Linked DNA regions of Homo sapiens: region 2 is linked to region 1. Evidence: read pairs that join two places in POLR2A ChIA-PET (ENCODE). Cell type or tissue: B cell. All regions are shown on one strand. Each heading gives the region's core, and the rest is flanking DNA. Links, peaks and the distances in the headings are about the cores only. Region 1 has its middle 24 kb from the start of PSEN2. Region 2 holds the start of ITPKB (inositol-trisphosphate 3-kinase B).

Region 1 (10,919 bases), core at 565-5,564:
TTTTTTCTAAGCAAACCGAAACTTGATAATAATATGACAATTTGATCCATATTAACATTTTTTTAAAAAATAAATCATCTTGTGATTTACACTGACTGTTCATGACATACTTGGGTTACAGGAAAGGAGTCCCAATCCAGACCTCAAGAGAAGGTACTTGGATCTCGTGCAAGAAAGAATTCAGGGCGAATCCGTAGAGTAAAGTGAAAGCAAGTTTATTAAGAAAGTAAAGGAACAAAAGAATGGCTACTCCATAGACTTAGCAGCCCCAAGGGGTGCTGGTTGCCCATTCTTATGGTTATTTCTTGATGATATGCTAAACAAGGGTGGATTATTCATGCCTCCCATTTTTAGACCATATAGGGTAACTTCCTGATGTTGCCATGGCATTTGTAAACTGTCATGGCGCTGGTCAGAGTGTAGCAAGATAGCATGGCCATCTTGTTTTTGGTGGGTTTTGGCCGGCTTCTTTACTGCAACCTGTTTTATCAGCAAGGTCTTTATGTCCTGTATCTTGTGCTGACCTCCTATCTCATCCTGTGACTTAGAATGCCTTAACCATCTGGGAATGCAGCCTAGTAGGTTTCTACCTCATTATATCCAGCTCTTATTCAAGATGGAGTTGCTCTGGTTCACATGCCTCTGACACTTATACTTCCTGATTTATCCTGAATATCCCTCCTTCTTAAACAACCAGTCATTTTATTTTAGGACTAAATTTACCATACAAGATTCTTTCTCATATAAAATTATTTCTCTTTAAGGTTTCTAACCGCAAAAAATACCTCTTTATTTTTATAACTTTCTTTACATATTTTTTTATTTCCTGGTTCCTTTTACCTTGTTTTATACATAACCTTTAAATAAACTGAATTAGACAAAACTTATTCACCTATTTTTTTAAAGGACACACTTGGTTTTCCTACAATATCTATTTATTAGAAAATACCCAAATAGGCTGGGCGCAGTGGCTCACCCCTGTAATTCCAAAACTTTGGGAGGCCGAGGCGGGCGGATCATGAGGTCAGGAGATTGAGACCATCCAGGCTAACACGGTGAAACCCTGTCTCTACTAAAAATACAAAAAATTAGCCAGGTGTGGTGGCGGGCGCCTGTAGTCCCAGCTACTCGGGAGTCTGAGGCAGAAGAATGGCCTGAACCCAGGAGGCGGAGCTTGCAGTGAGCCGAGATCGCGCCACTGCACTCCATCCAGCCTGGGCGACAGAGCGAGACTTCCGTCTCAAAAAAAAGAAAAGAAAAGAAAAGAAAATACCCAAATAATGAAATATCTATAATATATAATTTTATATTCTAAACTATGACAAGTTTGCCTACAAGTATTTATTCCATTACATTTACTTATTTTACTTTAATTGTTTACTTAGATTATTTATGAAAACTGTGATAGTCATGAAACCACCACTGCAAAAATATAACTGAGGCAGTGAAAAAGATATGACCTAACTAACTCCATCTTGCTTCTAATCTCCAAGCTGTGCCTGTTCATTCCTGGACTTTGGGAGGAATTTGGTTTATAGTTTAGTTTTGAAACAAAGGCAATAACAGCCTTTTCCCAAAACAAACCTCCTTACTCCCTGTGTACTAGATTACCTAAAAGCCACAAGATTAGAAGGTATGGTAATCTTACTAAATTTAAGATGCAGCTATTTTCATTAAACCAATATCAATGTCTTATTTATTAAAAACTACACAAAGATCATTTGTTTTGAGCTGGGTTTATAGTTTTGTAACCCCTATGCCAAATTTTAACACCTTTATAGTATTTGGCAGAAATAAGTATGAAATTGCCTGATTAATAAATGCAAACGAAAAATGTTTGGTGGCAATTCTTAAGAAATTTCTAATGTTACTTTACCAATAATTTTAAAGCTAGCTTATTAAAGATTTTACTTGTTACATAAACTTGAAAAAGCATTTGACTAGTCTTTTCTTTTTTAGTATCTGATTTAAGTGCTTTTATTTTTCTTTTAGCCAATTAATTAGAGCTCTCATGTATTTTTAGTAGTGAAACGTGTACACAACACATAAATACAACACATAAACACATTAGACATGCTGATGGAAGTACATTTTGTGATTTATAAACAGCCCCCCTTTCTTCCCCACCATTTTAGAGTTTCAGATCCTTGATAACCTATTTTACAACCCTAGGCAGTTGTCAGCTAAATAGCCTTAAATTTGCACATTAAAGGAAACAGCTCAGGTGAAAATCAAAGAGCGGAATGTACATCATAAGGTACAGAGAGAAAAAGTCTGGTGGTGCTAGAGGGAGATGCTTTTAATTTTTCTGAGCCAAATTAAACATAAAATTAAACTACACTCTTCCTTAAAAACCCAAGACTAGCCTCTGTTGCAATAGCTATTTTAGTCAAAAAATCAGGTGAAAACAGAATTCAGTCAACTGAGAAGAAAAGGAAAAAAAAAACTTGCACTCCAAAAAAAGACAAGGTCTTAGAATAGAAAAACAAATGTTGAAACCAAAAACATGAAGGCCTTTCAAATACAAACATGCACACATGCACACATACATCTTGGATGTTAGCCTTTTAATTAAGCTGACTTTTTTTTTTTTTTTTTTTTTTTTTTTGAGACAGAGTTTCGCTATTGTTGCCCAGGCTGGAGTGCAATGCCGCGATCTCGGCTCACCGCAACCTCCGCCTCCCGGGTTCAAGCGATTCTCCTGCCTCAGCCTCCCGAGTAGCTGGGGTTACAGGCATGCGCCATCATGCCCGGCTGATTTTGTATTTTTAGTAGAGATGAGATTGCTCCATGTTGGTAAGGCTGGTCTTGAACTCCCAACCTCAGGTGATCCGCCCGCCTCGGCCTTCCAAAGTGCTAGGATTATAGGCGTGAGCCACCGCGACCAGCCTAATTAAGCTGAGTTTTAACCATTGAGCTCCTTAACAAAATTTTTTAAAAATCTTATTACCATGTTTCAGCTAGGACAAAATGCTGCTATTTCAGAAGTACAACCATTGCTCTTTCAGTTTGGGCGGGCTGGCTGGCAAAAAGGTGGCCTTGTTATGTAAATAAAGCCCATTTAGTAGTCAAAATCAAAAATCTTTCCTCTTTTTTTTTTTTTTGCTGGCCATTTTTTCTCCCACTTTAAAGGTCTTGTTCCTCATAATTTAGAGTTCCCCTTCGGATTTGACCAAGACAGAAACAACAAAACCATGAAGTAAATCTAACAATGATCACACAAATGCTATGATTTCTGAGCGCTCTAAGTGTAAGCAGAAATTAACACCAGCTGGTTGTTAATGCTAACTTTAATTTTTTAAAAGGAATTTGCAAGACAGAATCCCAGACCAGTTTCTTACCTAGTGATGGGTCTCAGGCTGTAGACTGCTCTCTACCATCCTAGAAGCAGGAAAACAAAACAAAAAAACCTTATGTTCTCTGTTGGAAGCAAGCTCAAACTCCATAAAGGAGTTACCTGCCTTCCATCATCATGGAAGCAGGAAAAACTTGCCTTCCTTGTTTTGGAAGCAAGTAAAACTCCAAAAAAAAAAAAAAAAAAAAAAAGAGGAGCTGTACAACAAAATACGAAATAAACTTTAGATCTTGACCAAATTTTGGGAGCTCAGGGATTCTCTGGAGGAGATGCTCTCAGACCTCAGCAAATTGTCCTATTGGTTTGGGCCATAAAGTTAGCTCATGCTGGTACCAAGCACTGATAGGAGATTCGTCAAAGGTCAGGGGTATCTCCACTCAGAATCCCCCATGGTGAACCCAGAAATGTGGGTTCAGCAAATGTGAACCCAGAAAATCTGAGACAGGTCTCAGTTAATTCAGAAAGTTTATTTTGCCAAGGTTGAGGACATGCCCTTGACACAGCCTCAGGAAGTCCTGACAACATGTGCCTAAGATGGTCGGGGCACAGCTTGGTTTTATACATTTTAGGGAAACATGAGACATCAATCAATATATGTAAGAGGTACATTGATTGGGCCTGGAAAGGCGGGACAACTTGAAACAAAGGCAGGAGGACTCAAAGTGGGGAAGGAGCTTCCAGGTCACAGATAGGTAAGATACAAATGGTTCATTCTTTTGAGTTTCTGATAAGTTTTTCCATGTGAGGTAATCAGACTATGCATCTATCTCTGTGAGCAGAGGGATGACTTTGAATAGAATGGGAGGCAGATTTGCCTTGAGTGGTTCCCAGCTTGAAGGGGCCTAAGATACTTTCCTTTTGTACATCCATCCCACATGCAAAAAACATTCACCCTGTCCCAACATCCCCCAAAGTCTCAACCCATTAACAGCATCAACTTAAGCCCAAAATCTTACCTAAGTGTCATCAGCTCAAAAGTTCTAAATCTCGTTGCCCATATAATCTAAATCAGGTGTGGAGGAGACTTTGGGCATGGTCCATCCTGGGCAAAATCTCTCTCCATCTGTGGAATTGTAAAACTAGAAAACAAATGGTTTGCTTCCAATACATAATTGCATGACAGGCACAGGATAACAGTTGTAGATATTCTCATTCCAAAAGGGAGAAAATGGAAGGAAAAGAGTCATCACTAGCCTCAAGCAATTTTGAATTCCAACTGAGCAAACTCCATTATGTCTCAAGACCTGGAAACAATTCTCTGTGGCTTGAGACTCCACCCTCTGGGCCCAAGGCACCCCACCTCAAAGTCATCTTTCTTTTTCTGGAACGGTAGCATATGTTTGCAGCTGAGCAGTTTTATCAGCCTGTTTCCTGCCTGTAGAATTTGGGACTCTGACAGTCTTCTTTCATTTCATTCTCTGTCCATCCCTTTCAGTCCAAGCTGACAGTGCTGCTGTTATAATACTCTCAAAAACCTTAGTGGTCTCCTGTGTATGTCACAGAGATTTACTCCATTAAACAAAAGGCTCCTCCATAGACCATTCGATCTCTATTCATGGCTTTTGCTAAAACGGTTGAGGGACTCCATGAATCACATATGTGATCTCTTCAGCACTAGAAAAGGTTGTCTAGCCATACCTTTGGCCTTCAATCTAGAGCCCGCTTTCTTAACAGTGTATCTCTGGAAGTTTAACATCTTTTGCAATCTGGAGAGTCTGAGAATTTCCCAGATCATCAAGCCTTGCTTCCTTTTTGCTTAACATTTCTTCCCCCTTTTCTTTTTTTTTTTTTTTGTTTTGAGACAGAGTCTTGCTCTGTCTCTGTTGCCCAGGCTGGAGTGCAGTGGTATGATCTCGGCTCACTGCAACCTCCGCTTCCTGGGTTCAAGTGGCTCTCCTGCCTCAGCCTCCTGAGTAAATGGGACTACAGGCCCCACCTGCCACCATGCCCAGCCAATTTTTTGTATTTTTAGTACAGACGGGGTTTCACTGTGTTAGCCAGGATGGTCTCCATCTCCTGACCTCGTGATCCACCCGCCTCGACCTCCCAAAATGCTGGTATTACAGGTGTGAGCCACCATGCCCCGCCTCTTCCCTCATTTTATCTCTTACCTGTTAAAGTTTATTATAAGGTGCAAGAAGAACCCAGCCTATGCTTTCAACCCTTTGCTTGAAAATCTTAGCTAAATACCAAGTTCATTGCTTACAAGTTCTATTTTCCTAAAACTTCAGGACACAATTCAGCAAAAGTTTCTGCTGCTGCATAACAAGGACCCTCTTCCTTCCAAATTCCAATAATTTCCTTCTGAACCTTCACCAGCAGCACCTTTAATGTTCACATGTTTACTAACAGTCTGTTTATGACAATATAGATATTCTCTGAGGTGATACAAGCTTTCTATACTGTGTTTCTCACTTCCTCCTGGCCCTCACTGGCAGAATCTTTCAAATCAATATTTCTGATAACAGTCTGTTTAAAGCAATCTAGGCTTTTTCTATTGTGCTTCTCAAAATTCTTCCAGCCCTATTACCCTATTCCAAAACTACTTCCATTTTTTTTTTTAAAGAGATAGGGGTCTTGCTGTCCAGGCTGGACTCAAACTCCTGAGCTCAAGTGAGCCTCCCACCTCAGCCTCCCAAATACTTGGCACTACAGGTACATTTTTGAGGTATTTTTACAACAGCACCCCACTTCCAGATTTTTAGGTATTTGTTGCAGCAACACCCCACTTTCAGATGCCAAAACATGTGTTAGTTTCCTATGATTGCTATAACAAATGACCATAAACTGAGTGGCTCAAAACAACACACATATATTCCCTTACAGCTCTGGAGGTCAGAAGTCTGTAATCAGTTTCACTGGGCCAAACCAGGGCCTTGCTCTTGTTGGAGGCTCTAGGGAAAAAAATCTACTTCCTTGCCATTTCCATTTTTTAGAGGGGCTTCTTCCTTTCTTCCTTTCTTTCTTCCTTCCTTCCTTCCTTCCTTCCTGACTTCCCTCCTGACTGACCTACCTTCCTTCCTTCCTTCCTTCCTTCCTTCCTTCCTTCCTTCCTTCCTTCCTGTCTTTCTTTCTTTCTTGATGGAGTTTTGCTCTTGTTGCCCATGCTGGAGTGCAGTGGCACGATCTTGGCTCACTGCAACCTCCACCTCCCGGGTTCAGGCAATTCTCCTGCCTCAGCCTCCTGAGCAGCTGGGATTACAGGCATACGCCACCACACCTGGCTAATTTTTGCATTTTTAGTAGAGACAGGGTTTTACCATGTTGGCCAGGCTGGTCTCGAACTCCTGACCTCAGGTGTTCCACCTGCCCCAGCCTCCCAAAGTGCTGGGATTACAAGCATGAACCACTGCACCTGGCCTTTTTTTTTTTTTTTTTTTTTTTTTTTAAGATGGAGTCTTCCTCTGTTACCCAGGCTGGAGTGCAATGGCACAATGTTGGCTCACTACAACCTCCACCTCCCAGGTTCAAGCGATTCTCCTGCCTCAGCCTCCCAAGCAGCCTGGACTACAGGTGCACACCACCACACCTGGGTAATTTTTGTATTTTTAGTAGAGACGGGGTTTCCATGTTGGCCAGGCTGGTCTTCAACTCCTGACCTCAGGTGATCTGCCCACCTCAGCCTCCCAAAGTGCTGGGATTACAGGAATAAGTTTTAATCTTACAGAGTATGTTTTCTTATGACAACAATTGGTTCTTATTAAATCAATACTAGGATAACTAGAAAAGCCCCACATATTTGAAAATTAAACAGCATCCATGGAACAAGAAGGAAACCACAAGGGAAATTAGAAAATATTTCAAACTGAGTGAAAATCCACCATAGCAAATTTAAGGGCTGTAGCTAAGGCGGTGCTTAGAGTAAAATTTATAGCACTAAATGCTTACAGTGTTATAAAAGAATAACATTTTTAAAATGATGATCCAAACCTCACTTTAAGAACTAGAAAAGAAAAGCAAATTAAACCCATAATAAGTAGCAGAAAGGAAATAATAAAGATAAGAACAGAAGTGAACACAATACAAACAAGGAATTAACAAATCCAGAAGTTAGTTCTCTGAAAAGATTAATAAAATTGATAAACTCCAGTAAGGCCGATTATGAAGAAAAAGAGAAAATATCAATTATCAATATCAGCATGAAAGGGGGGATATCATCATAGATCTTACAGACATCAAAAAGATAAAAAATGAATATTATTATAATGGCATGCCATTAAATTCAGTAACCTAGATGAAATGAGAAAATTCCTTGAAAAATACAAATCATCAAAACTGACACAAGAGTATACAAAATCTAAATTGTCCCTTTTAATAGGTATTGCCTATTACAGATACTGACTTCCTAATTTAAAACCTTCCCACAGATAAAACTTCAGGCCCAGATGGTTCCACTGGTAAATTCTTTAAAACATTTAAGGACAAATTAATAATGCCAATCTTATACAAACTCTTTCAGAAAGTGAAACAGGAAGGAATAGTTTCCAATTTGTTTGATGAGAACAGCAAAAAACTGTCTTGAAATCAAAATAGAACAAAGATGCCAGAAGAAAAGAAAATTACATACCAATATTCCTCATGAACATGGACATACCAATCTTTAACAAAATATTAGCAACTTGAATCCAGCAATATATAAAAAGAACAATACCTCAAGTCCAAAAGGAGTTTATCCTAGGAGTGCAAGGTTGATTTCATACTGGAAATCAATCAATATAATTATGAATGGAATAATGAAAAACCATATGATCATCTCAGTAGATGTCAGAAAAACATTTGACAAAATTCAATATTCATTCATAATAATTCTCAGAAATGCAGGAATATAAGATAATTTTCTTATTCTGATAAAGGCTATGTATCATACTTACTGGTGAAATACTGAATGCTTTCCTCTTAGATCGGGAAAAATGCAAGAATGTCTATTCTTGCTCCTATTCAACACTGCCTGGCCAGAACCTGATTTTAAGATTTCTACAAGGCCTGGTGCAGTGGCTCACAGCTGTAATCCCAGCACTTTGGGAGGCCAGGGCTTGGGGAATCACAAGGTCAGGAGATCAAGACCATCCTGGCCAACATTGTAAAACCCCGTCTCTACTAAAAATACAAAAAATTAGCCGGGCATGGTGGCACGCGCCTGTAGTCCCAGCTACTCGCGAGGCTGAGGCAGGAGAATTGCTTGAACCTGGGAGGTGGAGGTTGCAGTGAGCCAAGATCGTGCCACTGCACTCCAGCCTGGGCCACAAAGCGAGACTCTGTCTCAAAAAAGAAAAAAAAAAGAGGGTCCATAGATAGATGGTCACTTGAGTTCTGACAAAGATATCAAGATAATTCAATAGGGAGAGGAAGTCTCATTAACAAATATGGTGCTGGAACTATTGAATCAATGTACGGGAAAAAATAAACCTTGCCCCCCTATTTCATAAATCTAAATGCTAACACTATAAAGCTTCTAGAACAAATTTAGATGAATATTCTCATAACTTTGGAATAGGACAAATTTTCTCAGAGCAGTCACAAGAAAAGCAGTAAACATAAAATTAAAAATGGAAAAGTAGGCCGGGCATGGTGGCTCATACCTGTAATCCCAGCAGTTTGGGAGGCTGAGGTGGGTGGATCCCTTGAGGTCGGGAGTTCGAGACCAGCCTGGCCGACATGATGAAACTCCGTCTCTTCTAAAAAATACAAAAATTAGCTGGGTGTGGTGGTGGGTGCCTGTAATCCCAGCTACTCAGGAGGCTAAGGCAGGAGAATCGCTTGAACCTAGGAAGCAGAGGATGCAGTGAGCTAGAATTGCACCATCACACTCCAGCCTGGGCAACAAAGTAAGACTGAGACTCATTTCAAAATAATAATAATTAAGAAAAAAATTAACCCAGTGTGGTGGCATGCGCCTGTGGTCCAGGTGCAGAGGTAGGAGGATCACTTGAGCCCAGTTGTTCAAGGTTACAATGAGCTGTGATCACTGGTGACAGAGTGAGACCCTGTCTCTTAAAAAAAAAAAATATATATATATATATGTGTGTGTGTGTATATATATGTGTATATATGTGTGTGTATGTGTATATATGTGTATATGTGTGTATATATGTGTGTATATGTGTATATATATGTGTGTGTATATGTGTATATATGTGTATATGTGTATATATGTGTATATATGTGTATATGTGTATATATGTATATGTGTATATATGTGTGTGTGTGTGTGTGTGTGTATATATATATATATATAAAAGACAGCCACAAAAGTATGTCTACTGTGTGGTTTCATTTATATGAAGTTTAAGAACAGGGAAAGTTAATCTACAAGATAGAAATCAGAACAGTGGTTTCCTCTGGGGGGATAAAGATTAACTGAAAGGGAATACTGGGAAACTTTCCAGATGACAGAATATATTTTGTCTGGGTGGTGGTTATGTGGGTGTATACACTTATCCAAATCCAAATGTATCTTGTATATTCAACATACAGCTGTGTGTTTCACTGCATGTAAATTTTAATTTACTGTATAATAATGCGTAAGTATACAGGTGCATACTTATATTTGTGATGGACATCCCAACAACTGAAAAGTAAGTTCTACTTAAAGATGAAAAAATACGATACATTTAACTACGTATTTTATCTCCTCTTTTCTTGACCATTGTAAACATAGGATATCTTAAAATAAATAATAAAGATTTTAAAAATGTTTATGTTGTCTTTTCCTTGGTATTTTTCTCCGTGTAATTTAAGCTTAAAGAGATTTTGCCCAGCTAGAAATTTGGGAAAAAGGCCAGGTGCAGTGGCTCATGCCTGTAATCCCAGCACTTTGGGAGGCTGAGGCAGGTGGATCACCTGAGATCAAGAGTTTGACACCAGCCTGGCCAACATTGTGAAACACCGTTTCTACTAAAAATACAAAAAATTAGCTGGAACCTGTAATCCCAGCTACTCGGGGGGCTGAGGCAGGAGAATCGCTTGAACTCGGGAGGCAGAGGTTACGGTGAGCCGAGATCGCGCCATTGCACTCCAGCCTGAGCAACAAGAGTGAGACTCCATCTCAAAAAAAAAAAAAGAAAAAAGAAATTTGGAAAAAAAATATGTGTGTATATATATATATATATTCTGTATTTCTCTGTATTCCATCCAGAATTTGTTTGGAGGAGAGAAGGCCTGCTTCCAGTCACACAGAGGAAAGGCTTTCTTTTCACATCTAAATTCCCTCCCTTGAGCTCCCTGCTCAGGTGACTGCTTCTTCTGGCCAAGGGAAAAGAAGAGGTAGCAAAGCGTGAGACATCCCTTCTTGGTGGGAGTTATAGAGGGGGTCTATCTGCCCCCAGCAGAGTGCTTGTCCTTTTTCTGCATATGACTGTCTTTCTCTAAGTGGCCTCATTTTCAGATTAATACAGCTTGAAATTGGCCTGTTTCCTTGAAAAAAAAATTTCTTTTTGAGACAGGGTCTGGCTTTGTTGCCCAGGTTGGAGTGCAGTAGTAGCACAATCATAGCTCACTGCAGCCTCAACTTCCTTGCTCAAGCGATCCTCCCACCTCCCAGCTCAGCCTCCTGAGTAGCTGGGAC
Region 2 (10,919 bases), core at 4,631-9,630, 110 kb after region 1:
CTTCAGTTTCTTCCACCATGACACCTGACATGGGTATTGGCCTCTACTAGAACAAAGGCCCCTCAGACATGAACTCCAATGACTGGGTCTCCTGAAAACTGGCAACTCCTCTTTTTTGCCCCTAGGGAACCAAATTAGGGTCAAGGAGAGGGCTGGCTTCTCTTTCTTAGGAACTGCTCAGATCCTGAATAACTGCTCAGAGACCTGAATAACTCTGGGCTCTTTTTTTTTTTTTTTTTTTTTTTTTTTAGATGGAGTCTCACTCTGTCGCTCAGGCTGGAGTGCAGTGGTGAGATCTTGGCTCATTGCAACCTCCACCTCCTGGGTTCAAGCGATTCTCCTGCCTCAGCAGCCACCCAAGTAGCTGGGATTACAGGAGCGCACCACCACGACCTACTAATTTTTGTATTTTTAGTAAAGACAGGGTTTCACCATGTTGGTTAGGCTGGTCTCGAACTCCTGACCTTGTGATCTGCCTGCCTTGGCCTCCCAAAGTTCTGGGATTGGGCTTTTTTTTAAAAAAGCCCCATTGAGGGTAGGAGGGTAATTAGGTTCAATTCTTCCATTTCTAATTTTTAAAAATTATAAAGTTTTCAACAGTGTGTGATTCTCAGGTATTCTTGGCTAGAAGATCTCTTGATTTCAGATTTAGCATGAGCCTCTTCCTGATGGAGCAGCAGGTTGCTTTGCTCACTTAACAGTATTGTTACATAAACAAGCAAGAGATCTGTGTGCTACAAGTAAAGTCAAAATTTCCATCTGAATTTCAGCTAATCATGATATAAGGACCAATTCAGGCTTTGGATGTTTCAGTCTCCTGAGCCGTGCAGCTGTGTTTTCCCTCCTTTCACTAAATGCTGTAGTTTAAGATTTAGAGAATTATGTAAAACACACTGGCAGTGCCAGGGCTTAGAAGGGGTAGGATCCCCTGCCCAGTAATGTTGGCTGATGTTCTTTCTCCCTTTTTTGCTGATAGTAGGGGAGAAAGTTTCTTGAAAATGATCCAGTCTACAGGAGACAGTCTACAAGGGTCTACAGGAGCAAGAGGGGTTTCAGACGTTACCCAAGCCTTCTTAGTTTCAGGACTATGCTTTTTCTTAAAATAATTCTGAGAATTAAGTGCAAAAATATGCGAATGTCACATGTGCCGTGTGCATTTATAAATAAATGTGACATGTAAAGGTGTATTTATATATCTACCAATTGCACTGCAAAACCATCCCCAGCTCATAGACCAACCAGTCTTCCAAAATACTACTGTGATGCACTTAAAACCTGCAACTCTGCAGGAAGGTGACCTCAATGTACCTTCTTTGAATTTGCAGAACTGTGTACAAGAACACAAACTGTTTATACAGGATTGTAGCCTTTTTTAAATGCTAAAAAGGTCCCCATGATTTGCTTTGTTTAAGACATACACTCAAAACTTTATTAAAAACATTTTTCAAAAATAGTTTCATAAAGCTAGACACATCAGCAAGCCTCGATTGAGGGGTGGAAAATGAATTGTATATCTTTAAACCGCAGAAGTTAAAAGCCTTTTTTGTTGTTGTTAGCTAACAATGGAAACTTTTTTTTAAGTGTTTCCCTCCCTCGTCTTGCCAAGCAATAGAAAAAAAAAAAAAAGAAGAAAAGAAAAACTTGTTCCGCTGAGTTCAACCCCAGACAGGCTCACAACTTCCTTCCTGCTTTCCTCCCCCAAGCCTCCGCCTTTCTCCCTCCTCCCTCCTCCACTACCCCCCCCCCCAACAACTTTTCTTTCTTTCTTTTTTTTTTTTTTAATCGTGCATTGAACAAACACTGAAGTAGCCCGGAGCAGACACTGACAGGGGCAGTATCTCCACGGTCGAAAAGGGCGTGCAGGGCCGGCTTGGCGTCGCCACTGCCGGGATCGCCGGGCCCCTGAACCGAAGAGCTTTCCCCCCTCTTTCGCACTCCTCTTTTTTGTCTTCCATAGCTTGTGAGAAAATAATTTCTGAGCATTTTTACTTTTAAAGCCATCTCGTCCCTACGAGGTTTGCGCCTCTGGGCATGTAGTCTACACAGGACCTGAGAATCTGAGAAACTGCAGGTAAGTTTGGCGGCCTTTTAATGGCTCTCGCCTCTGAACAACCCTCTTTTCCCTCACTTTCTGCTCTGGAGCGAATCTCGGCGTTCCTGGTTCCGAAACAGGGCAAAGGGGTGGGCTGGGGAGGCAGGGAAGGGGGTTTGATTTTGGAGGGTGACATGGAGTGGCGGTGGGGAGAAAATAGGGAGAGACGAGGTCTCCGCATTTCTCCTACCCGCCTTCCGGGCCGCTCACTCCGCGCCGCCTCCCTCAGCGCGCTCCAGGAGTCCCCAGGCTGGGGTCTCGGGGCGGCTCTGCTGGCGCCGGGCGAGGCTGCCCGGGATGCGGAGAAGCCCTGCGCTCCGCGGCGCTGCCCTGGGGTGTTAGAGCGCCGGCTCCTGGGAGGTTTGCAGAGCTAGAGGCTCTGTGCACCTAGGGCTGCTGCCCGGCTGCAGCCATGCACGCCCCTAAGTTCCTCCGAGTGGGCGCGGGTCCGGGAGCCCGCAGGGGCAGTCGCGTCCTCGGCAACAGGGCGCGCTGAGAGCGGACTCGCTCCGCGCGCGTGCGGCGTATACACACACGCGTGTATACACACACACTCACAGACACCCCCCCATAGGGGACGACGGCAGGGGGGCAGCAAGTACTGGTTCCGGTAAAGAGAACGTGTAGAACCTCGGTGCGCCCACACTCACAAAACACTTGTCTAGGGATAGGCGACAAGGCTAGCCCTGAAAAATGCTTCGGCTGCGGCCCCGCTGCCCGCCCAGGCCTTCGTAGGCCGAGAGACACAGCCCCAAGGCTAGGGTCAGGAAGGTAAACGGCGGGCACGCGGGCGCCCTCCCAGATCCGGGCGCTGGCAGCGGCTCGGGCAAGGCAGGTCCCGCTTAGGTTCCCTCCGAGCCGGTCGGTCTCTGATGCCCCGAGAGGGTGGAGCAGGGAGACCCTGAAGCCCAGGGCGAGGGCTGCCGGGTTGCCCTGGATAGCCAATGTTTGCTCAGGCTGGGGAGACCCGGAGACGGTGGCTGGGGTGTCCTCAGCCCGGGAGAGCTGAGTCAGCCGCGCCCCGCACACAGCATACTTAGGAGCCAAGGACTTGGACCTCGCTTCTCGCCGGTCCGCGAGACGAGTATTAGGATTGGGATTTGAAGGGACCTCATAAAGCGCATCGCAGCCTGGGGCGAGGTGGGGGGCGGGGAAGCACACCCGAAACCGCGCTGGCGACCGAGGCAGCCGGGGCATGCCCTCGCCGAGCCTCGCCGTCCCCATAGGTGAGATGTCCGGTGGCGCTGGGTCCCGGATAGATTGTGTTCCCGGGGCTCTCTCTGGGTTCTGCAGGCGACCCCCAACTCCCCCCGCGCGCCCTCCAGGGTCCTGACTTTTCTCCTTGTATCTCCACAGCCGCACGGTTGTTTATGGAGCTTTGGGCGGGGGCTGAGCCCGCGGTCGTGCCCCCAGCCCGCTGCCCAGGCCATGCCGCCCCATCTGCGCGCGGAGCCGCGGCTGCCGGGCCTCCGGGGCTGAGCCGGGAGCGCCGGGAGGAGGAGGCGCCGGCGGCGGAGCAGGAGCGGGAGCCGCGGCGGCGGGCAGCGCGGGACCCAGTACTATGGCTGTGTACTGCTATGCGCTCAATAGCCTGGTGATCATGAATAGCGCCAACGAGATGAAGAGCGGCGGCGGCCCGGGGCCCAGTGGCAGCGAGACGCCCCCGCCCCCGAGGAGGGCAGTGCTGAGCCCCGGCAGCGTTTTCAGCCCCGGGAGAGGCGCCTCTTTCCTCTTCCCCCCAGCCGAGTCGCTGTCCCCCGAGGAGCCCCGGAGCCCCGGGGGCTGGCGGAGCGGCCGGCGCAGGCTGAATAGTAGCAGCGGCAGTGGCAGCGGCAGCAGCGGCAGTAGCGTGAGCAGCCCAAGTTGGGCTGGTCGCCTGCGAGGGGACCGGCAGCAGGTGGTGGCAGCCGGTACCCTCTCCCCGCCAGGGCCGGAGGAGGCCAAGAGGAAGCTGCGGATCTTGCAGCGCGAGTTGCAGAACGTGCAGGTGAACCAGAAAGTGGGCATGTTTGAGGCGCACATCCAGGCACAGAGCTCCGCCATTCAAGCGCCCCGCAGCCCGCGTTTGGGCAGGGCTCGCTCGCCCTCCCCGTGCCCCTTCCGCAGCAGCAGTCAGCCCCCTGGAAGGGTCCTGGTTCAGGGCGCCCGGAGCGAGGAACGGAGGACAAAGTCCTGGGGGGAGCAATGTCCAGAGACTTCAGGAACCGACTCCGGGAGGAAAGGAGGGCCCAGCCTATGCTCCTCGCAGGTGAAGAAAGGAATGCCACCTCTTCCCGGCCGGGCTGCCCCTACAGGATCAGAGGCTCAGGGTCCATCCGCTTTTGTAAGGATGGAGAAGGGTATCCCTGCCAGTCCCCGCTGTGGCTCACCCACAGCTATGGAAATTGACAAAAGGGGCTCTCCTACCCCGGGAACTCGGAGCTGCCTAGCTCCCTCATTGGGGCTGTTCGGAGCTAGCTTAACGATGGCCACGGAAGTGGCAGCGAGAGTTACATCCACTGGGCCACACCGTCCACAGGATCTTGCCCTCACTGAGCCGTCTGGGAGAGCCCGTGAGCTTGAGGACCTGCAGCCCCCAGAGGCCCTGGTGGAGAGGCAGGGGCAGTTTCTGGGCAGTGAGACAAGCCCAGCCCCAGAAAGGGGCGGGCCCCGCGATGGAGAACCCCCTGGGAAGATGGGGAAAGGATATCTGCCCTGTGGCATGCCGGGCTCTGGGGAGCCTGAAGTGGGCAAAAGGCCAGAGGAGACGACTGTGAGCGTGCAAAGCGCAGAGTCCTCTGATTCCCTGAGCTGGTCCAGGCTGCCCAGGGCCCTGGCCTCCGTAGGCCCTGAGGAGGCCCGAAGTGGGGCCCCCGTGGGCGGGGGGCGTTGGCAGCTCTCCGACAGAGTGGAGGGAGGGTCCCCAACGCTGGGCTTGCTTGGGGGCAGCCCCTCAGCACAGCCGGGGACCGGGAATGTGGAGGCGGGAATTCCTTCTGGCAGAATGCTGGAGCCTTTGCCCTGTTGGGACGCTGCGAAAGATCTGAAAGAACCTCAGTGCCCTCCTGGGGACAGGGTGGGTGTGCAGCCTGGGAACTCCAGGGTTTGGCAGGGCACCATGGAGAAAGCCGGTTTGGCTTGGACGCGTGGCACAGGGGTGCAATCAGAGGGGACTTGGGAAAGCCAGCGGCAGGACAGTGATGCCCTCCCAAGTCCGGAGCTGCTACCCCAAGATCCGGACAAGCCTTTCCTGAGGAAGGCCTGCAGCCCCAGCAACATACCTGCTGTCATCATTACAGACATGGGCACCCAGGAGGATGGGGCCTTGGAGGAGACGCAGGGAAGCCCTCGGGGCAACCTGCCCCTGAGGAAACTGTCCTCTTCCTCGGCCTCCTCCACGGGCTTCTCCTCATCCTACGAAGACTCAGAGGAGGACATCTCCAGTGACCCTGAGCGCACCCTGGACCCCAACTCAGCCTTCCTGCATACCCTGGACCAGCAGAAACCTAGAGTGGTAAGTCTTGCTCTGAGATTTGCCCAGAACTCATGCTGATTTCAGCAGACTTTTGATGCCCTATGCATCCCTTTTTCTTAACTTTCTACACAGTCATGAAAACTCAGACCAGGGCCCTGGGACAGTCACAGTGAATAATTCTGTCCAGGTGTGTTTGCTGAGGTGGAAGCAGAGGCACTGACCATGCATTTTAGCTTGGACAGTGAATCTGAGTCTTTCTACTATTTCCATGCATATCTTAAAAAACAAGTTTTAAAAGTATTTCATGTAGGTCACCACGCTTCTTGGGAAAATAATATTCATAAATGTCACCAAAAACTTCTGGACTAATCCCCAAAGATAGTGAACTGAGCTACTGAGTGTAGTTTTTGTCTGATCAGGTGAAACACTTAACTCTGTGTTTCATTCAGGCCAAAGAAAATTGACAAGGATATCATCAAATTAAGTTAGCCTCTACTAATAAGCCAGGAAAATGAGTGATGTGAATCTATGACAGGACCCTGAAACCTGTAGATGTGGTTGTGGCCAGTCAACTGGGTGAGGAATCACTGAGCCTCAGTAAGTTAAGCCAGACCATTGCAATATTTGTGTGGTCAGTGTAACCAAGGTGCAGTTTGATGTATGAATTAAATGAAAACCATACTTTGAGCTAAGCAGATGGTTTCTTCAGTATCATAGGCACCTGAGTGTTATCTCCGGAGTAGGTACCTCCTAATGGATGTACATGTCAGTTGGTACAGGTTGACATTTCAGGTATGTTTTCACGTGCCTCTGGTTTGGGTCATCACACTGACATCTTGTTCTGGTTATGGCAGTAGACAGGAGTTTATTTCTATTACATGGTTAATCGAACTTGTAGGCTGCTTTTACTCTTAGGAGGATCAGAGTATCTTACAGAAGACATAGGAGTTGAAGCTAGCACTTCTGAAAAGGTCTGGGCTTTCTCTTAGCTTTTCCAGAGAGCATGGGGAATTTCCTAGTTCAGTGTGCCAGGGGTGGTTGTGCTATATTGGGGGAAAGTCTGCATTTTATTATAGTAGGTAGCCTTCCGATTTCATCTTGAATATCAAATACTCTTCACTGTACCTCAATAACTTTCTCCACCACGACTGGGAGCTTTATGTTTCTACTCTGCATTCTTCACTAAGGTATTTTGGACCACAAAACATACTCCTCTCTGATTCCCTATTCACGAATCACAGTCTGGATTTTTGAAGACCAGGCATTCCTTTTCATGAAACTCTGCTTTTTGCTGATGATCTGGAGGCAAATGTGTATGCAAAATCGCCCCAATCAGCCTGGCATTTTGTGGCTAGGACAGGGCCCCTGGGCATTATGCACCTGCTGTCAGGCATAGGCGCACCACCTTTAGAGGGGGAAGCGGTCCACCTGGAAGGGGATGGTGGTCAAGGGCAGGTGGGAAATACTTCTTTCTGAAGGCATGGGCCAGATTTCTCTTTCTGCCCAGCAGTTAGAGGTCTACTGAATAAGAGATGGTCCCCCGTCCCATCCCTCCCAGTTGCTTTTGAACTCCTGAAGCATAGCTGAAACAGCCAAAGTCACTTTAACTTGTTCCCTGACTGTCCATTCACCCTTTCTAGTGGTAGATTAGCAACTTCTATTGGCTGGTTGTCAAAACAGTTTGTGTCCCGATGTTTGAAAACGGCTCTTGTCTAGAAGAGAATTAACAGGGAGATCAATAACGACAGGTGACTTTTTTTTCCATTTGCCAGAACGATGCCATTTGAGAAACCAGAGGGTTAAGTGGTGTTTTTAAGTTAGTGAACATATCCAGAGGTAGAAACGAGGCCAGCCTGTTGTCCAGTCTACCTCCCACCTTTAAACAGGTTTTCAGACACCCGCAGAGCAGAGCCAGGGAAAAATCCCCTGCCGGCTTTGCTCTCTGAATCACATGAGACTGGTGGGAAGTGGGGTGGGTGTGTGTGTGTGTGTGTAGGGGGGTAAGGGTGGGTAACCAACTGGAAATTATGGGATCCTAGGGACTTTTGAGCTTTGGTTGAGTGCTTGCACGATAAGCAAAGTTTTCTTCTTGTACAGATTGTTACGCTGGAGCCTTATCTGTGACACCCAAACATCAGCTCATTGGGTCAAAAATCACTTGATTACCTGCAATAGATATTTTGTCTACAGAAGGCCAGACATCTTGATGGAGTGAGTCTTTTGGCTGGGCCTTTCTGTGTTTGATAGATAAAAGCCCCACCAGCTCTGTCTGAGGTTCTACCAAACTGATGTAGCATTCTCTTTTCTGGACTTTGCTGTGTCTGTCCAGCTACTGCACAACGCTATAGCTGCACACTCTCATGCTTGCTCACACTTGCTTACACTTGCCCTCACACATGCCCTCACACATGCTCACACTTACCCTCCTATGCTCACACAGGTTCCCCCTTGCTCACCCCACTCACACAGGTCTGAAATGGCATGTTCAGCGTTCCAGTCACATAACCAACCCCTGGCCCTCAGACCCACACTAGACACTGAGATTGTTTCTGTGCTGCCCTACCTTCCCACAGAGTTAAGCCTTTCGGGCCTCCTGTGGCGCTTTCTTCATCCTTGCTGAGGAATGAGTGTGTATGACTTGGTGTGCAGGCAGGGGGTGACAGTATATCTGCTTAGTAGGGATCAGACACTTGAAATTTGCTCAGAAATAGTTGCATTACACGCCCAGTGTGCAATGGCTGAAATTCAGGCACATTCATGCTTACTGTTCTCTGAGATCTGAACAAAATCAAATTGCACTGAGCAAGGATAGTGCTCAATCTTTTGTTCTTTCTGACAACTAAAAATTAACCAGCGGTTGTTTACTTCCCTATATAATTCTGTTTAAGAGAATCTGGACCATTGAGACACCAGGCTTAAAATGTTGTATTAAGATATAAAAGTACCTTACTTTAAAAATAGATTTTTATTGATTTATTTCAAAATTGTTCTGTCAGTTATATGTACAAAAAAAAAAAAAACAAAAGAACGCTGGGCACGGTGGCTCATGCCTGTAATCCCAGCACTTTCGGAGGCCAAGGCGGGTGGATCACTTGAGGTCAGGAGTTCAAAACCAGCCTGGCCAACATGGTGAAACCCCGTCTCTACTAAAAATACAAAAATTAGCTGGCGTGGTCGCGGGCGCCTGTAATCCCAGCTACTTGGGAGGCTAAGGCAGGAGAATTGCTTGAACACTGGAGGTAGAGGTTGCAATGAGGCGAGATTGTACCACTGCACTGCAGCCTGGGCTACAGAGTGAGACTCCGTTTCAAAACAAAACAAAAAACAAAAACAAAAAACACTGGCCTAATTACCTGTGGGGTGTATAAAGAAGTGTAATACAAAACCCTTGGCTTCATGGTGCTTACTGTTTTTTAAAGGCCATTGGAATTTTGTTTCCTTCGCTTTTTTTTTTTTTTTTTTTGATGTTGACTAGTTTTGTTGTCTTTTTTTTTTCTGAGTGAAAAACGAACTCATACACATAGTAAAAAATCCAAACAGTTTAACATGGTTTTATGTGGTTTTGAAAAGTGTGTAAAAATTTTAGTTTGGGGTAAACCAAACTAAAATTTAAAAGCCTAGAGGGGCACTTTAAAAAATGCATCTGTTGGTGAATACTTTTAAGTGGAAAATTCTTTTCTAGATGAGAATGTTGAAAGCTCAGATTTGTGGGGTTATGAGCTCAGGTTGCATATGCTGTTTTCTGAAGATGGGGTACCCTTCTTCTCTCAGGTACATGGAGAGGATCTTTCTGGCAAGGGCTCAGCAGCTTTGAGATCTGGGAGGACCCCGAGTCATTTATTTTGGGTTCTGGGTATGACTGATCTGTTTGGGGATGAGGAAATAAACACTCAGAAAGTCAAAGGGAACCAAGGACACACTCATGGGCTCTGCTTCTCTAGCTTAGTTTTCTCCTCTGAAAATGTGGGTATTGTATGGGAATGATCTCATGGGGTCATCTAGTTCTGTCTGTGACTATGTAATTGAAGACATCTGATTTAAAGCCTAGTGTTTGTATTAGGGTATCAGAAAATGCGACAAGACTTCTTAGGTGTGGGTTTCCGGCACTGAGGCCAAAACTGGGCACTTTTACTTTTGTGCTTTTGCTTGAGACCAATTGATTGATCTGCCTATCTTCTATCTCTTTGCCATAAGAAAGGCTCTTTGTAATTTCATACTGAAAAAGTATCATCAAAATAAATCATCAGTACCATACCTAAGATTATCATTAATAATTAGTCTGGTGGTAGAGACAGCTGGTAGGATGCCAGAACATTAACCTGAACAGTAAAAGATTCATTCTGTTTAAAAACAAAAAGCAGGGCATTGTCCCCCCTCAGATACTGAAGTCTAGAAACTGAGGCCTTGCCCACACAGAGCCAAAACATCACTTCAAAGACCTTGTCTTATCAAAGATAAAAGTATTCAGCCAGCTTAAAACATTTTCAAGTAAAGGTGAGGTATACAGACAAAGAGAGATTGATTCTAAGCGTTGCTACTTATCATGCAAATGCTTAGACTTTGCAAAACATACAGCTCAAGACTCACCCGCTTTTAGGTACTACAAGAAAACATTAAACCAGTCAGTCGGTGTTTTTAGAGAAATATATTTGAGGTGTTACATAAGTCATTTTCAGAATTTTTGTTTTTAAGTGCTGAATTGCTACAGAGTCACTTTTCTGATTTTGTTGGCACATACCTGTTAAATGCAGTTCCAGATTAGATTAGTACTGGCTAGTTTATTTATATTCCTAGGAGTATTGACAACATTGTTTAGGCTTATTTTATTTTGTCAGGTCTCAATTTAGTTATCTAAAGGTAGAATTTTAAGGTATTTAATGGAAAGAATTTTATATCTTGGTGGAAAAAAAACTACAGACTTTGGATAATCAGGAGGTGGTTCAGAATTAACTTGGGAAGTCTTCTAAAGCATGTTGTGATCGCAGCCTCAGGGTAGAAGGTTCTGTGGATTTTGGTGGGAGAGGAGACCTTGGGATGGTAGGTTTATGCATATGGTACTCTCAACTCCATGACAAGGCCTTGCTGTGATTTTTCTTTTCCTCACTGGGTAGAATTGGCATCATGAAAGATGTATTTTTCAGCCATCAGGGGAGCTCATTGTTAACAAAAGTCACACCAAACCCAACTATGAACTCTTTGGTAATTTGAAAAGTGGAGTGGCAGCTGCCTGTTTGGGATTTTGTATTACCAGTTCTAAGATGGTTGCCCTTCCTGTGTTAACTTACCAAACCAAGTGACGATGGTGCTACAGGCAGTCCCAAACAACATGGAGCAGAAACAATCAGCATCTCCTTCAGACCCATGGGTCTGGTC

The links. ChIA-PET counts read pairs that join two places held together with the same protein. Peaks named below come from ENCODE experiments on the same cell type or tissue, not always from the same donor. Only the 100,000 strongest peaks of a DNase experiment are listed, where the experiment ranks them.
Region 2: POLR2A ChIA-PET joins it to region 1 with 12 read pairs; 4 of 35 experiments call an interaction of 5 or more read pairs at or near these places.

The regions. Positions count from the first base shown.
Region 1 is chr1:226,840,664-226,851,582 of GRCh38, reverse strand. No RefSeq gene overlaps it. Among named protein-coding and RNA genes, the nearest start is that of PSEN2, 24 kb to the left of the region's middle. RefSeq lists an enhancer at 1-693. In B cell, for the core only: no CTCF peak of the experiment used is centred there; no DNase peak of the experiment used is centred there.
Region 2 is chr1:226,730,193-226,741,111 of GRCh38, reverse strand. It overlaps ITPKB (inositol-trisphosphate 3-kinase B), which reads left to right and starts at 1,830. Exons shown (of 8, transcript NM_002221.4): 1 at 1,830-2,071; 2 at 3,449-5,585. The coding sequence starts at 3,654. RefSeq lists enhancers at 1,824-2,073, 2,697-3,196 and silencers at 2,294-2,533, 3,504-3,953. In B cell, for the core only: no CTCF peak of the experiment used is centred there; a DNase peak (open chromatin) is centred at 7,551; H3K4me3 peaks cover 3,024 bases; H3K27ac peaks cover 3,423 bases.